2 separate regions of the Homo sapiens genome follow, and region 1 is linked to region 2. A link is a loop called in an ENCODE intact Hi-C map of the cell type or tissue named here. Cell type or tissue: heart right ventricle. All regions are shown on one strand.

Region 1 (8,000 bases), 270 kb after region 2:
TGGGCATCACCATCAGCTGTGAGTCTCCTCCCGCTGCTGTTTGCCCCTGGGAGCGAGCTCAACTGCTGGGGAAAAAGAGCTTGCCAAGCTCAGACCAGCATTTCCATGGCGTGACACCCTGCGGGGCCCGAGGAAAAGGCTTGGGGGTGTGGGGAGGCTGGCTTCCGTGGACCCAGCTGCGTGTTCTCAGCGAGACCCCAGCTTCCCAAAGCTTCAGCTTCCCGTTCTGCACCATGGCAGTCCCCTGGCCTCGTGGGTCTCCCAGGGGGCTTGTGAGGTGCCCATGGTGAGAGAGCATTGGAAGGTGACAAATATTTAGGCTGGGTTTGGTTTTCTGCCTGCTTCTGTGTTCTCAGAGCCCAGCAAAGGCCTGGAACACAGTAGGTGCTTAATTCATGTTTGTCAAAGGAATGAAAATGAGGAATGCAGAAGAAAAACGTAGAATGGGTGAGCATGGGAAAGGTGAAAGCACTCCCGTGGCTCCCATCTTATTCTGAGTAAAAGCTGAGGGCCTCGGGCCCCAGTGAGGCCCTCTGTGCTCTGGACCCCATGACCTCTGACCTCATCTCCCGACTCTCCCCAACTCAAGCCCTCCAGCCGCAGTCAGCCTGGCTGCTCCCTGCCATGCCTGCCCCTTCCTGCCTCTGGGCCTTTGCATCTGAGACCGTTCCTCTGGCCTCTTCCCTACCTCCTTCATGGCTTTGCCCAAATGTCACTTGACAAGGCCTTCCCCGACCACCTGACTGAACATTTACCGCCCTCGACACAAGCCCGTTTCTCAGGTTTCTCCACAGCTCACTTCATCGGTGTTTAAATGTTGTTGATTGTGACCACCACTGGAGTGCCAGCTCCAGGAGGGCAGGGAGAGATTGCTGTCTGTTTTGTTCACTTCTGTGTCTCCCACCCCCAAGCACACAATAGAGCCTGGGTGCTGGCCCTGAGCCCGGTGCTGGGGACACAGACACCAAGCAGACAGCCCCCCTCCACAAAGAGCTCGCAGTTTGCTGGGGGATGGGCTGAGCAGGAGGAAAGAAGAGCTGGCATTGGAAGGGCCATGCTGGATCTTGTGCCTGTGTTATCTGGTTTACTCTCACCACATCCCCATGAGGTCTGCGGTGCCACCCCCATTTTACAGGGGGGAAACTGATGCACAGGGAGGTGAGCTGATTTGCTCACGGTCACCCAGCCAGGAAGCAGTGGGACCAGGATGTGAGTAGGACCAGTGGCTCCGAGTCCACACTCAGACCCCTGGGCTTCGCCACCCCACCCCAGGCTGAGGCCACCAAGGTCAGATTCATGGCCTCTTTTTCTCCAGCGGCCAGCAGGAAACGAGGGGAGCCCTTGATCATCTCCGACATCAAGAAAGGCAGCGTGGCACACAGGTAGGGGCACTGGGGCACAGGAAGGGAAGTGGCCAACAGCAGTGAGTATGGCACCTGCATGCACCAGGCTCCTTCCATCCCCTCTGCCCCCGACTCATGCAGGACGGGCACCCTGGAGCCAGGCGACAAGCTACTGGCCATTGACAATATCCGCCTGGACAACTGCCCCATGGAGGACGCCGTGCAAATCCTGCGGCAGTGCGAGGACCTGGTGAAGCTGAAGATCCGGAAGGACGAGGACAACTCTGGTATGGCCCTCATGCTGGCCTCCTACCTCCAGAGGCCCACCCTTTGACTAGCGGGTTCCCAGCTTGCAATTCAGGGCTCCCTCCAGCCGAGGAAGGGAGGGTGGTGGGCGCTGCTGAAGGCTGGCTGGAATGAACAAATGAAGGAGGGGGCAACACCACAGATTTCTCACTGTCCCCGGCGTCTGGGGCCCTCCAGAGCCTCTGTGAGGTGGACAGGAGTTTGAGACTCTCCCGTAGTCTCCACATCTAGCACCAAGCCTGGCAGAGGAGACCTACTGGGTGCAGCTGGTGCAGCTGGTGGAGAGATGAGTGGGTAGGGCAGGGGAAGAGCGAGGCTGCCCTTTTGAGTGGCAGGCTATGAGTGGATAAGCAAAGACTGCAGACTCAGGCCCCACTGACGCCAGATAGTGATATAAATGAGTGAGAAAAGCTGTATGGATTGGAGAGGCAAAAGGGACGGGTGAGGACTGCGCCAACTGGAAAGTGAATCCCTGATTCAAAGGGGCAGCCTCCAAATCACCAACTCCGACTCTGTGAAAGAAGGTTACTGTGGGAGGTAGATTTCTTTTCTTTTCTTTTCTTTTCTTTTAAGAAAAGTTGGGCCAGGTGCAATGGCTCATACCTGTACACCCCTCACTTTGGGAGGCCAAGGTGGGTGGAGCACTTAAGCCCAGGAGTTCGAGACCAGCCTGGGCAACATGGCGAAACCCCATCTCTACAAAAAATACAAAAATTAGCTGGGTCTGGTGGTGCATGCCTGTAGTCCCAGATACTTGGGAGGCTGAGGTGGGAGGATCACTTGAACCCTGGAAGCAGAGGTATGGCAGTGAACTGAGATCGTGCCATTGCACTCCAGCCTGGGCAGCAGAGCAAGACTCTGTCTCAAAAAAAAAAAAAAAAAAAAAACAACGGATGATCGGGGTTCCCTTTGCTTCCTGCTGGCTGCTGGAGGAAAAGAGGCCACTGTTTCTTGTCATCAATGTTGTCATTATTGTGGGTGAGGTGTGATGTTTCTTTTCTTTACTGGTATTTGGGCAGAAGATGGCCTCAGGGTCCCCAGGTTGTGCTACATGAAATCAGAGCGTGAGTGACTGGGTGAATGAATTAATAAATAAGTATGAGTGAGTGAGTGAGGCCAAGGCTTTAGGAAGCTGGGTACCCCCTCGGGGGCCTCCTCCTCATGGGTCCCCGTGCTTGCAGATGAGCTGGAGACCACAGGTGCCGTCAGTTACACAGTGGAGCTGAAGCGCTACGGGGGTCCCCTGGGCATCACCATTTCGGGCACGGAGGAACCTTTTGACCCCATTGTCATCTCAGGCCTCACCAAGCGTGGCCTGGCTGAGAGGTGAACTGGGGCTCTGTGGGGACGCATGGTGGGCTCAGGGAACACAGGAAGCAAGAGCTGGGGCTATGGCAAAGCCAAGCAAGATTCTGACCTCTGTTCCAACATTGACACTGTGGGTGACATTGGGCCAGTCACTTCCCCTCTCTGAGACTCAGGTCTGCATTTGTAAAATGAGTGTCAGCCCCTGCCTGCCAGGGCAGAGGCCCACACCCCAGCAGACCTCCTGGCTCCAGGTAAGCACTGGGCCAAGGTGTGTGCATCTTCCTGCTCCTACCTGTGTCTGGAAGGTCAGCCCTGCAAGGCTATTTGGAGCGCCTGCTGTGTGCGGAATAGGATGGGGCAGTGCCCCAGTACCCTGGTCCCAGCACTGCCTAGGGCTTTCCTGAGGCATTGGGGGACTGTCCCTGCTGCCCCTAGACTCTGAAACTGTGGCAGCTGAGGGAGCTGTAAGAATGGAGCCCTGTCCCAGGGTGAGGTGGAGGTCAGAGATGGAACCCGACCCCCAGTGTGGGTGAGACCGAGCCTTCTCCCCCGAGCTGGGCAGGGATGAATCCGGCAGGCAAGGAAGCGGTGAGCTCCCAGCACAGCAACGAGCGGGCGGTAAAAGGAGAGCCTGGTGGGGGCTGCAGGGGCAGGACGCGTCCCGGAGGAGGGCACCGCGCAGGAGGGGCGGTGGCTGGGCGGGTGGGGAGAGGATGGGAGGGATTCCGGGACGTGGACCCTGCTCCTGGAGCGCCCCCTGCTGGACACCTGGCAGACTGCAGAGGTCGGTGTGGAACCCTTCTGACCCCAATGTCTTCATCAATTCGAGCATGTACTGGGCACCTGCTGTGTGCCTGGCCCCTCTGTCCTGGTTGCTGGGGCTGTACAGACAACCCTCCTGCCTTCGCCGGGCTGATGTAGCTCAGTGCTGTCCAACTGAAATATAATTTGAGCCACAAATTTAATCAGACACTTTCTAGTAGCCACATCTGCAAAGCAAAAAGATGAAATTCATCTTAAATATATATTTAGTTCAACATGTAATCAAATAAAAACCATTAAGAACATGTCTTATATTCTTTTTCATGTTACACCTTCCGTATCTGGTGTGAGTTTTCTGCTTTTAGCACATCTCAATTTGGGCAGTCACATTTGAGGGGCTCAGCAGCCACCTGTGGCTGGTGGCTGCCATATTGGACACTACAGCTCTGGTCCCCTCCCGGAGCCCACCATTCCCTGACTCGCTCACTATCCTCATCCCTGGGGAAGTGCAGGGCAATGCCCAAGCATGACTCTCCAGGAGCTCCCATATGGGGTGACATCTACAGCCCCAGAGGTTAAAGACCCCTGACCCTAGTCCTCTGCCTCCTTTTCCTCCACCTGGCTCAGGTCACTCTAAGCACCTGCTACAGCTTCTCCCCTGCTCAGCCCTGGCTGCTCCTCAGAATCACCTTCCTGCCCCATCCCCACAGGTACTATTTAATTGGTCAGATGTGGGGCCCAGGCACCTGCATTTTCAAAAAGCTCCTCAGGTCATTGTAATGGGTGTCCAGGTAGAAAACCACTGGGCCACAGCAGTGCTGCCGCCTGGCATCACCAGCCCTTCACGCCCTACTGTGAGGTCTGCTGGGCGCTGGTGATTATGCCCATTCTCCAGGTGGGAAAACTGAGGCCCAGGAAGGGGCAATGGCTACCAAGGGTGTCTGCTGGAGGGAAGTAGGAATCCATTCCGTTCATTCACGCCTCAGTTATGATTTGATAATTAAATTAGTATTATCACCCCCATTTTACAGATGAAGAAACTGAAACTCAAGGGTTTAAGAAACTGGCCCAAGATCACATAGCAAGTATTTGGCAGCTAGTATGTGGGATTCTCAAAACCTGTGTTGGACACTGGTTCCAGAACCTAATTTTGCAGTCAGGTGGGACAATCCCCTCCCAGGTTCTAGACTTTATGTCTCTATTAATGTGATCCAAGATCATACTTGCGTGCTTTTGTTTTGTTTTTGGCAGCTGGGTTTAACTGGGGTCAGCCAGACTTCTGCTTTGTGGCTCTCCTGGATTCCCTGAGGGCAGACTGCCACTCTGAGGCCCTGAGTGTCTAACTCCCATTCTCTGCCCTGCATCCACTCCTCAGGACTGGTGCCATCCACGTGGGGGACCGCATTCTGGCCATCAACAACGTTAGCCTCAAGGGCCGGCCGCTGAGCGAGGCCATCCACCTCCTGCAGGTGGCTGGAGAGACCGTCACACTGAAGATCAAGAAGCAACTAGACCGTGAGATTCGCTTCATCCCCTGGGAGCCACCCAGCAGGTTTAGGAAGGGCAATCCCTCTGTGCCAGGCTTTGCCTGCACACCCTCACAGAGTCCTCACTGCAGCCCTGTGGAGGCGGGCCTGCGATGGCAAAGAAGATAAGACTCAGAGAGGGAAGTGATGAGCCCAGGGCCACACAGTGGGCACGGGGCAGAATCTGGGTCTGAGCCCTGTTCTTCATTACTTCCTGCCTCTTAAGGTGCTCACGTGTGTATGCTTCATGGCCATAACTCATGCATTCCTCAGCTGCCCCTGAATACGTCCCCGTGCCTTGGTAGAAAGGCCACCATAGGCAGTGGAAGGGGCCTGAGCTAATCCTGGCTCCACTGGTGCTCACTGTGTGATCTCGGGCATGCTGCTCAGCTTCCCCGAGCCTCAGTTTTCCCATCTGTGAAACAGGTTTGCTTATTAGTGTGCCATGGTCATATGTCAGCTCAGAAGGGCTTACTGCCTGTGAGTTTCCAGACCAGGCTGAAATGCAGAAACTGAGGCTCACTGTGAGTGTCTCTGAAGTCAGAATTGACACCCCTCTCTCCTCCCAGGTCCCCTCCTACCCCGCAAGTCGGGCAGCCTCAGTGAGACCAGTGATGCTGATGAGGACCCAGCAGATGCCCTGAAAGGAGGCCTGCCAGCAGCCCGCTTCTCGCCGGCTGTGCCCAGTGTGGACAGTGCTGTGGAGTCTTGGGACAGCTCGGCCACCGAGGGTGGCTTTGGGGGCCCAGGTAATACCTTGGGGCCCTTGGACAAGTGGCACGCTCTCTCTAGGCCGCCCCTGCTGCTGGGCCTGTGCAGGACTGTTCTTGTGCCTGTTCCTCCCTCCTGCGCTCCTCTCCTGGCATCCTTTAGGGGCCCTTCCTGAAGGAAGACCTGATTTGGCTCCGTAAGCCACTCTTAGGGCCCCTTGCTCCTGGAAGCATGGACTGCAGCCATATCTTTTGATTTAGAACCATGGGTCCCATGCTGGCTGCTAAGCTTTCCCCACTGTGAAGTTACGGACAAAGTTGGTCTTTCTTCTACTGTAGCCTTCCTTCCTAGCCCAATGTCTGGCACACAGTAGGTGCTCAACAATGTTCATTCCATCCAGTTGAAAATAGGGAGGCCAAAAGCCCCCTCCCACCCCAGCCTACAAGACCGGATGTGGGGCAGACACCTCGGGCTCCCTCCCAGGCCAATGCATGTTGAGACCCGGAGGTGGCCGCAGGGAGACGTCTGAGTCTGGTGGCTGGCCAGCTGGCCTCAATGACCCAGAGCCACCGGAACTCCCCATGGTCCAACTCAGAGGACTGGGTAGGGGGGGCGAGGCCTCTACGGGCCGTAGGTGGCTGCCAGCCCGTTCTTGCCTGCGGACACCTGCTCTCCCTGGGCCTCAGCTTCCCCATCTCCAGCTCTCTGTCAGCATCTCTCAGCTCACTCCCTGGGGCTGGACCTTCAGAGCTCCCAAAGGCAGGAAGTGGAGGGTGGGCCACATGTTCAGCCTCCTTCCGTGGCAGGGTGATGGCCAAGCCCAGGCCGATGGAGTTGAGACAGAGTCGCAGAGCCCCAGGCATTAACTTCTGGATGACCAGGAGCTCCAGGGAGATTCTGAGAGGCAGAGGCCCTCAGAGGGCTGTGTAGATGCAGGCCCAGAGAGGAGCAACGACCTCCCCAGGGTCACTCAGCACAGCTGGAAATGGGGCAGGCAGGAGGGCAAGGTGAGGCCGCAGGGAACACAGAGGCCCTCTCTCCACCACCAGGGTCCTATACACCACAGGCAGCAGCCCGGGGCACGACCCCCCAGGAGCGGAGGCCTGGCTGGCTGAGGGGCAGCCCCCCACCCACCGAGCCCCGGAGGACGAGCTATACCCCAACCCCAGCTGACGAGAGCTTTCCAGAGGAGGAGGAGGAGGATGATTGGGAGCCGCCAACGAGGTCTGTGGTGGGAGCACCGTGAAGGAGGAGGGAGTCACAGTGTCTTGGCTGGGGTGGGCGAGGGTGCCTGTGCCAAAGTGGTGGGGGAATGGAGAGTCTTGGCGGGCTCCTGAGGAGGGGTGCCTCCTGGGAGAGAAGCACTGAGCAGAGCCACCTCAGCCAGGCTGAGACGGAGGGAAGGGCAGACTGGTGGAGGGCACGGCAGGGACGAAGGTATAGAGGTGGAGAGCAGCCTGGTTTGCCCTTCCCAACTTTGGTCATCTCCTGTTCTCAGAAGAGCAGCAGACTCAGAACTTGAACCCAGGCCCACCTGACTTACCCCAGATGGCCTGATGGCCTCCTGCGAGGGCCCTCAGCCCACCGGCACCATCCCTGGGCTGTGCCGAGTGGCTGAGCCGCTGGAGAAGGCTCCTGCAGAGAGCAGGCTGTGGAGAAATGCTGTTCCTCATCTGGCCCAGGCCACCCTCCCATCGTGGTGCTTTTGATCAGGCGGTTCCTTCTGCCTCGATGCCTTTCCCCTGGTCTCTCCTGGCAAATCCCTACTCATCCCTCAAAACTCAGCTCAAATTCTCCTGCCTCTGGGAAGCTTCCCTGTCTTTCTCAGGCAGAAGGGATTCCTCCCTCCCTCCTGGTACCCACAGCTGCTCCTACAAGTCTCCTGGTAGCCTAAACACCTTGTGTCTATCTGGCTAATTACTTGGCTATCATCTCTACTGCGTGGCACCCCAGCTCCACGCGTGGCCCCTAGTAGGTGCTCAGACATATTTTGCGAATGAATCTCCAGCTCTGTAAGAACAGGGGCCACACTTTATTCTCTTCC
Region 2 (8,000 bases):
GCAGCCAAGCCACTTAACCCTTGAGGGAGCTGCAGACTGGAAGCAGCCCGCAGTGGGGTGGGCCCTGCTGGAGTGCAGGCTGGCATTACGGAAGGCAGGGGGAGCGCCTTAATCATTTTATTAATAGTTATTCTCACTTATGTTTAGTAAGCATGAGCTAAATCCTTTCTCTGTATTATCATATTTAACCCACCCAATATCCCTGGGAAGTTGCTTATTGGGATCATCCCATTTTATAGATAAGGAAGTGGCAGTCCAGAGACCAAAGTTGCTTGCCCATAGCCTCAAGGCCAGAGTGGGGGGCAGTGCAGGGAGAAAGAGGTGTTGTTAATATTTATTGAAGGGGTAAATATTTGAGGGTTCTGGGTGGGGGTGTTGGGGGTTTCAGCAACCTGCAGCCACGTATCTATTCTGGATCTTTGTGGCCTAGGAGGACATCCCAGGCCCTCTGCAGAGGGGCCCCATCCTCTCAGGCACACTGTCTTTTTCCTGCCTCAGTCCATTCCTGGCACCTAATGCCACTGTTTTTTATCCATCATCTGTGTGTTTTGAGACCTTGTGTTGCTGTGCCTGCAGCCTGGCCTGCTGCTTTTCACTATGAGAAACCAGCTTTATAGGTTGCACTTGCATCTGGCATCTTGCTGAATCTATGTCAGTTCTAACAGTTTGTCTATTGACTCTGTTGGTTTTTCTAGGTAGATGATTAAATTATCTTCAATACTGACAATTTTATCTTTTGCTCTTACATCCTTGTACCTGTTTCAATTTCTTTCTGTAGAGTGTTGAAGAGCTCTAATATATTTTGGACAGTGGTGTTGAAGTAGTATCCTTGTCTTTTTACAGGGAAGATTAAAACATTTAAAGTGTTTCCATTGCTGGGCACGGCAGCTCATGCCTGTAATCCTAGCACTTTGGGAGGCCGAGGCGGGTGGATCACCTGAGGTGAGGAGTTCGAGACCAGTCCGGCCAACATGATGAAACCTTGTCACTACTAAAAATACAAAAATTAGTCGGGCATGGTGGCAGGCGCCTGTAATCCTAACTACTTGGGAGGCTGAGGCAGGAGAATTGCTTGAACCCGGGAGGCAGAGGTTGCGGTGAGCCAAGACTGCTCCATTGCACTCCAGCCTGGGCAACAAGAGTGAAACTCCATCTCAAAAAAAAAAATAAATAATAATAATATAATAAAATAAAGTGTCTCCATTAAGAAAAATATTTGTTGTGGGTTTTTCTTATATAAACTTCACTAGGTTAAGAAAGTGACCTTCTATTTCCAGCTTGCTAGGCTTTACCTAATAAATTTTATTCACCAGTCGAGATAGAATTTGATTTTTCTTATTTAGTCTATTAATATAGCGAATTATATTGATTTATTTTCTGACATTGAACTGTCTTGGCATTGCTAGGATAAACCTTACCTGACATAATGTATTATTTAAAAAAATAAATATACCATCGGATTCAGTTAGCTAATCTTTTATTTAGAATGTTTGTACCTACATTCATCAGTGAAATAAGCAATGAGATTTTCATCTTCTCTTCTTTGTATTGACCTTATCTGATTTTGAGGTACACTAGGCTCAGAAACCACCCAATTGCCCATCTACAGTAGAATGGAAAAATATATTGTGGTATAACTGTACAGTGAAATTCTATAAACCAATGCGATTGAATGAACTTCAATCACATACAACAAGGATGGATTTCATAAACATAATGAATATAAAAGAACCCAGACACAAAAGAGTGCACAGTATGTGATGCCATTTGAATAAAATGTAAAAACAGGCAAAACTAACCTATGGCGGAGGCAGGTGATGATTTGCTCTGGATTCTAGTCATGTGCTGTGTTCGTCTATTCTTGCACTGCTATAAAGAAATACCTGAGACTGGGTAATTTATGAAGGAAAGAGGTTTAATTGGCTCATGTTTCTACAGGCTGTACAAGCATGGGGCCAGCATCTGCTCAGTTTCTGGGGAGGCCTCAGGAAGCTCTTATTCATGGCAGAAGGCGAAGGGGGACCAGGCACTTTGCATGGTGAAAGCAGGAGCAAGAGAGAGTGGGTGGGGAGGTACCATGCTTTACAAAAACCAGATCTCACGAGAACTCACTGTCTTGAGAACAAGATTAAGCTATGAGGGATCCCCCACCATGACCCAAACACCTCCCACCAGTCCCCACCTCCAACACTGGGGATTACAATTCAACATAAGATTTAGGCAGGGACAAATATCCAAACTATATCATAGGGGTATGTTTACCTTGACAAATTCATTCAGATGGAGCTTAAACACTGTTTACTTTTCTATATTTACATTGTACTTTGACAAAACTTACATAGAGCTTTATAAAATAAAATTTGCTATTTTTAGGAACAGCTTATAAAACACACACATAAACAGTTTTTTGTTTTTTTTTTGAAACATGGTCTGGCTCTGTCTTCCAGGCTGGAGTGCAGTGGTGTGATCTCAGCTCACTGCAACCTCTGCCTCCCAGGCTCAAGCCATCCTCTCTGCTCAGCCTCTGGAGTAGTTGGGACTACAGGCTACCATGCCCAGTTAATTTCTGTATATTTTGCAGAGACAGGGTTTCACCATGTTGGCCAGGCTGGTCTTGAACTCCTGAGCTCAAGTGATCCACCTGCCTCGGCCTCCCAAAGTGCTGGGATTACAGGCGTGAGCCACATGAGCTATTTTAAACTCACCTGTAAAACCATATGGACCTGGGTTTTGGGATGTGCGTGTGTGCACGTGCACACGCATAAGACTGACTGCCGTTTCCATTTATTTACAATTCCAGGTTTTTTCCAGTTTTTGATTTCTTTTTGCAACAATACTGGTGTTTTTTTAAGAAACATATCCATTTTACATTAGGGAGGTAATTGATATACCAATCAAACCCAAAAATATCAGTGGCTTAACACAATGAAGTTTATTTCCCGCTCTTGACATTGTCCGTCGTGGGCTGGGGAAGGGCTCTGAGAGCCAGAACTCTCCCATCTTGTGGGAGCATTAAGAGCTCAGAGTCCTCCACTGGCGCTTCTGTATCCAGCATTCTTCCCTGCGGACAGCATGGGGGCGCTGCGGGGTTAGCTTTTACAGGCTGGGCCTGGAGGTGGTGAACTTAACTGCCACCCACATTTCATTAGCCAGAACTTAGGCACCTGGCTGCAGATGAATCCATGGGAGAATGGGAAGTGTAACAGGGCTGTGTGCCCAGAAGGAAGGGAAATCATTTGGGAATACACGGCAGGCTTTGCCCCAGGTTTCATCTAGGTTTTCACATTTATTGTTGTCTGATTGTTCATAATAATATTTTTAAAAAGATCTTTATTTCTCTTTTTTTCCCAAGCTGTTATATATCTTTCTGGGGGTCCACTTATTAATTCATTTAAAGGACTAGTTTTAGGGTTTGGTCATCTTCACCATTTCATTAACGTCTGCATGTCTTTCTTATTTTTAGCCTTTTTTGGCTAAAAAAATAGCCAAGTAATAATAATAAATGTACTTAAAGCTCTACATTTTCTTCCAAATACTGTTTTAGCTGTGTGCCACAAATTCTGACATTGTAGCATTTTCATTATCATTCAATTCTAAATATTTCTGAATTTCCTTTAGGATTTCAATTTTAACCAAAGACCTAGAGTGTTAAGACATTTTTGTTATTTGTCTCTAACTTCATTGCATCCTACTTGGATAATATAATCTGTAAATTCCTCTGGATTGAATGAGGCTTCCTTTATGATCTAATATATGGTATATCTTTTACAAAGTTCCACAGGCGTCAAAAAAGAATGTGGGTTCTCTATATTTTAGGTAGATTCACATACACGCAGTCAAGCTCACTGATAGCATTATACAGAACTTTGATATCTCTGCTTATTTTTTGTCTGCTTTATTAATTTCTGGGAATGGTATTTTTAAATATTCACTTCATTAGCTGGATGCAGTGGTGTGTGCCTATAGTCCTACCTACTCAGGAGGCTGAGGTGGGAGGATAACCTAAGCCCGGGAGTTCAAGACCAGCCTGGGTGATATAGTAAGACCCCGTCTCTTAAAAAAAAAAATAAGAAAATTCATTTTAAGTTGGTTTTATGTTTTTTTTTTTCTTGATGTATTTTGAAACTGCATACATCCTGGTGCATTTTCATTCTTGTTCTATTGTTTCTCTTACCCCTATATAACATCTTTCTCTATCCTCTATATTTTTGGTTTAAATTATATTTTGTCAGATATTAGGATTGCTATCCTAGCTTTTTAGGTTCATATTTGCCTGGTATATATTTCTAGTCCTTTATCTTCAATATTTATGTGTCTTTCTATTTTGACTGTCTCAAGTAGACAACATAGAGTCAGATCTTGTATTTTTAAACCTAATCTGAGAATCCCTACATTTTAAACATTTTAACAGCTTTATTGAGATATAATTCACATACCACACAGTTCACCCATTTAAAATGTAAAATTCAGTGATTTTTAGTATATTTACAAAGTTGTGCAACCATCACCACTAATTTTAGAATATTTTCACAATTCCAAAAGAAATTCTATATCCATTAAAAATCACTCCCTGTTTCTCCTGCCCTCCAGTCCTAGGCAACTACTACTCTAGTTTCTGATTTTATAAATTTGCCTATTCTGTATATTTCATGTAAATAGAATCATATAATATGTGGTCTTTTGTGACTGTTTTCTTTGACTTAGCATAATATTTTCAAGGTTCACCCATGTTGTAAAATGAATCAAAATTGTATTCTTTTTACTGCTGAGTAACATTCTACTTTACGGATATACCATAATTTATTCATCTATTCATCAACTGATGGACATTTGAGTTGTTTCCCCTTTATGGCTATTGTGAATAATGCTTCAGTGAACATTCATGTACAAGTTTTTGTATATGAAAGTCTCTATTTTTTGATTGGCAAGTTTAACCCATTTACATTTATTATACTAACCTTATATTGAGACTTGTTTTTGGTATTACTTTTTTACTTTTTTTTTTTTTCCTCTTCACTTGTTTCCCTTGGACAAACAGAGTATTCCCGAGCAGTCAAAAAGTTATACATTCTATTTTGGTCTTATGGTGGGTGCCATTAAGACCAATTTTATACCTGCTTATTCCTATTGATGCTTATGCTTATCAGTGTCTACTTTTCCCCTAAACAAGCTAAATACTTTTTCACACTGCTATGTCTCTTTAGTATCTCTACTCCTACCCCTACAGTTTAGAGTACTTTGCCTATAACTCTTTAAAGATATTACATTCTTCTCACTTCTAGCATTGCTATGAAAAATCTGATGTCAGCTTGACCCTTGTTTCTTTGTAGGTGGTCTGCTTCTCTCTGGTATCTTTTAGAGATTTTTTTTTCTCAGATTTCACTGTAATATGTCCATGTGTAGGTTTTTCCTTAACTCTTCTGTTTGGCACTCTGATTAATTTTACCCTGAAGTCTTTCATTTTTCATAATTATGGCATATTATCTCCATTATTTTTTCAAATAATAGTTCCTTCTCTACATTTTTATTTTTTTTTACCCTCCAGGACCCTTATCATCTGGGTTTTGGTACTTTATTTTTTCTCCACATCTTTCAGTGTTATATATATCTGAGCTGTGGGTTTTGCTCTGTTACCCAGGCCAGAGTGCATTGGTGTGATTACAGCTCACTGCAGCCTTGACCTCCCAGGCTTAAGCAATCCTCCCACCTCAGCCTCCCGAGTAGCTGGGACCACAGGCACACCACCACACCTGGCTAATTTTTAAATTTTTTGTAGAGACAGGGTCTCACTCTGTTTCCCAGGCTTGTTTTTATATTTTATACATAGTTAACCTTTCCTGATTCTGGGAGAGTTCTATAGTATAGTCTTCTAATCTATTAACTGGCTCTTCAGCTTTTGTCTTATATGTATGATGTTCCTCATCAGCTGCTCTGCTTATGTGTTTTGGGGAAGAATGACAAGCCAAGCCCCAATCTATGTCAGAGCTGGTAAACGAATGAGCCCCTTTACCCCAAAACCTTTGTTCCTCACTCAGATTTATTGTCACTCCACTAGGCAAATTCCCTGGCTAGAGTATGACCTTAAAAATCCCTGGGGGAAGCAGCACCCACCATCAGAGGGGGCCTCTCACGGCCTTGTAATCAGTAGTTTGGAGGGGAAAAGATGGAGCATTTATTTATTTATTTATTGAGATGGAGTTTCACTCTTGTTGCCCAGGCTGGAGTGTAGTGGCGCGATCTTGGCTCACTGCAACCTCCGCCTCCCAGGTTCAAGCGATTCTCCCGCCTCAGCCTCCTGAGTAGCTGGGATTACAGGCGCCCGCCACCACACCTGGCTAAGTTTTTTGTATTTTTAGTTGAGTCAGGGTTTTAGCATGTTGGCCAGGCTGGTCTTGAACTCCTGACCTCAGGTGAATCACCTGCCTAGGCCTCCCAAAGTACTGGGATTACAGGCGTGAGCCACCACATCTGGCCAAGATGGAGCTTTTAAATGGTCAAAGGCACCTGGGAGTTATCATCTGCTTTCGTCAACACCTTAATGGCAAAGCCTTTGCTGTCCTTCAGTATTAACCCCTGCATCTGCACCAGTGGCCTGGGCTGCTGCTGTTGCTGCAGTAAAGAGGCAGGTAAAGACCGCCCCAAGGCTCTGCTGAGGAAAGGCAGGGCAGAGCTGGGGAAGATTTCATACAGCTCTCTTCCACTGCACCCATCTCCTGTCCTCCTCAGGCTGCAGCCACCCACATTTTCCCCTGCAACCAAACCAGTTTTAGACACATTTAGTCTTCCAGGTTTTTCTTAAAGGGTTTAGTTCCTGGTGTCCACACTTGCTTCACAGTTTCTCTGGGGCAGGGAAGGAGCCAGCAGTTCATGTCGGCTTGCCAGGTGGGTGAAAACCAGGCTGCCTTTGGTGGGTGTTTATATCTTGCAGAACAGACATCCTGCTGGTTCTAGCTCTGGCCCTATTCATCTTTGGACCTAGGGGTTCTTGGGGAAATTTCTGACTATGGTTTTTGGGATTCAGCCTAAAAATCCCATCTTATTTCAACAGAAGATTGCTGAAACCTGCCTGTGATTTCACTTTCCCAGTTTCAGGCCTTGGGACAGACATGCAGAGGTGAGGGACAGTGACTGAGCCTCTCTCAGGCTTTGGGTGCAGGCTGAGCCAGCCCAAGCCCTCCAACCACTCCTCACAGAATGGGTCTGCCACCTGCTCCTCACCCTGGGCCTTCGCACTGCTCTTATAAGAAGTGTGACTAATAAGAAACCATCAAATGCTCTTCCAAAGTACTTTTACCATTTTGCACTCCCACCAGCAATGTATGGGAGTTCTAGCTGCTGCACATACTTTCCAGTACTTGGCATTTTCAGTTCAAAAAAAATTTTTTTAGCCATTCTAATAGGTTTCTAGTAGTATCTCATTTGTGGTTTTAATTTGCATTTCCTTAAAGACTGATGACATTGGACATCTTGTCATTTTTTTTTAACCATCTATATATCTACTTTTGCAAAATGTATGTTCAAATATTTAGTCCTTTAAAAAAAATACAGGGTTTTCTTCCTGAGTCGTAAGAGGTCTTTATTCCAGAAATTTGTATTTTTCTCCCAGTTTGTGGTACACCGTTATATTTTCTTAAAGTGTTTTTGGAAGAGAAGTTTTTAAGGTGAAGTCCAGTCCATTTTATTTTTCTTTTCTTTTTTTCTTACTGTCCTAGGAAATCTTTGTTTTAAAATCACAAATATTTCCTTATGTTTTCCTCTAGAATTGTTGTAATTTTAGCTCTTAAGTACAGGTCTATGATCCATTTTGAATTAATTATTGTGAGTGGTATGAAGTAAAGATTGATTTAATTTTTCCCAAACAACTGTCTGGTTGTTCCAGCACCATTCCTTGAAAAGACCACCTTGTCACTTACGCTGATGAGACAAGTGCTTACCACCTGGTTTCCCCTCCTTCCTCTTGTGTTTCAGCCCCTGAAGATTTTTCCTATGACCTTGTGAGT

The links. Hi-C counts contacts between places; a loop is a spot of excess contacts. Peaks named below come from ENCODE experiments on the same cell type or tissue, not always from the same donor. Only the 100,000 strongest peaks of a DNase experiment are listed, where the experiment ranks them.
Region 1: it touches region 2 in a loop (4-fold over the local background); 16 of 110 quality-filtered maps call a loop at or near these places.

Annotation. Positions count from the first base shown.
Region 1 is chr3:14,504,795-14,512,794 of GRCh38, reverse strand. It overlaps GRIP2 (glutamate receptor interacting protein 2), which reads left to right. Exons shown (of 24, transcript NM_001080423.4): 14 at 1-18; 15 at 1,316-1,382; 16 at 1,485-1,630; 17 at 2,831-2,975; 18 at 5,095-5,234; 19 at 5,815-5,994; 20 at 7,006-7,180. Among named protein-coding and RNA genes, the nearest start is that of GRIP2, 32 kb to the left of the region's middle. RefSeq lists a silencer at 3,625-3,674 and enhancers at 3,540-3,834, 6,355-6,854, 6,855-7,356. In heart right ventricle, a CTCF peak has its summit at 3,719 (motif pointing left); a DNase peak (open chromatin) is centred at 3,714; H3K27ac peaks cover 1,919 bases.
Region 2 is chr3:14,776,186-14,784,185 of GRCh38, reverse strand. No RefSeq gene overlaps it. Among named protein-coding and RNA genes, the nearest start is that of LINC02011, 31 kb to the left of the region's middle. In heart right ventricle, a CTCF peak has its summit at 3,052; a DNase peak (open chromatin) is centred at 3,085.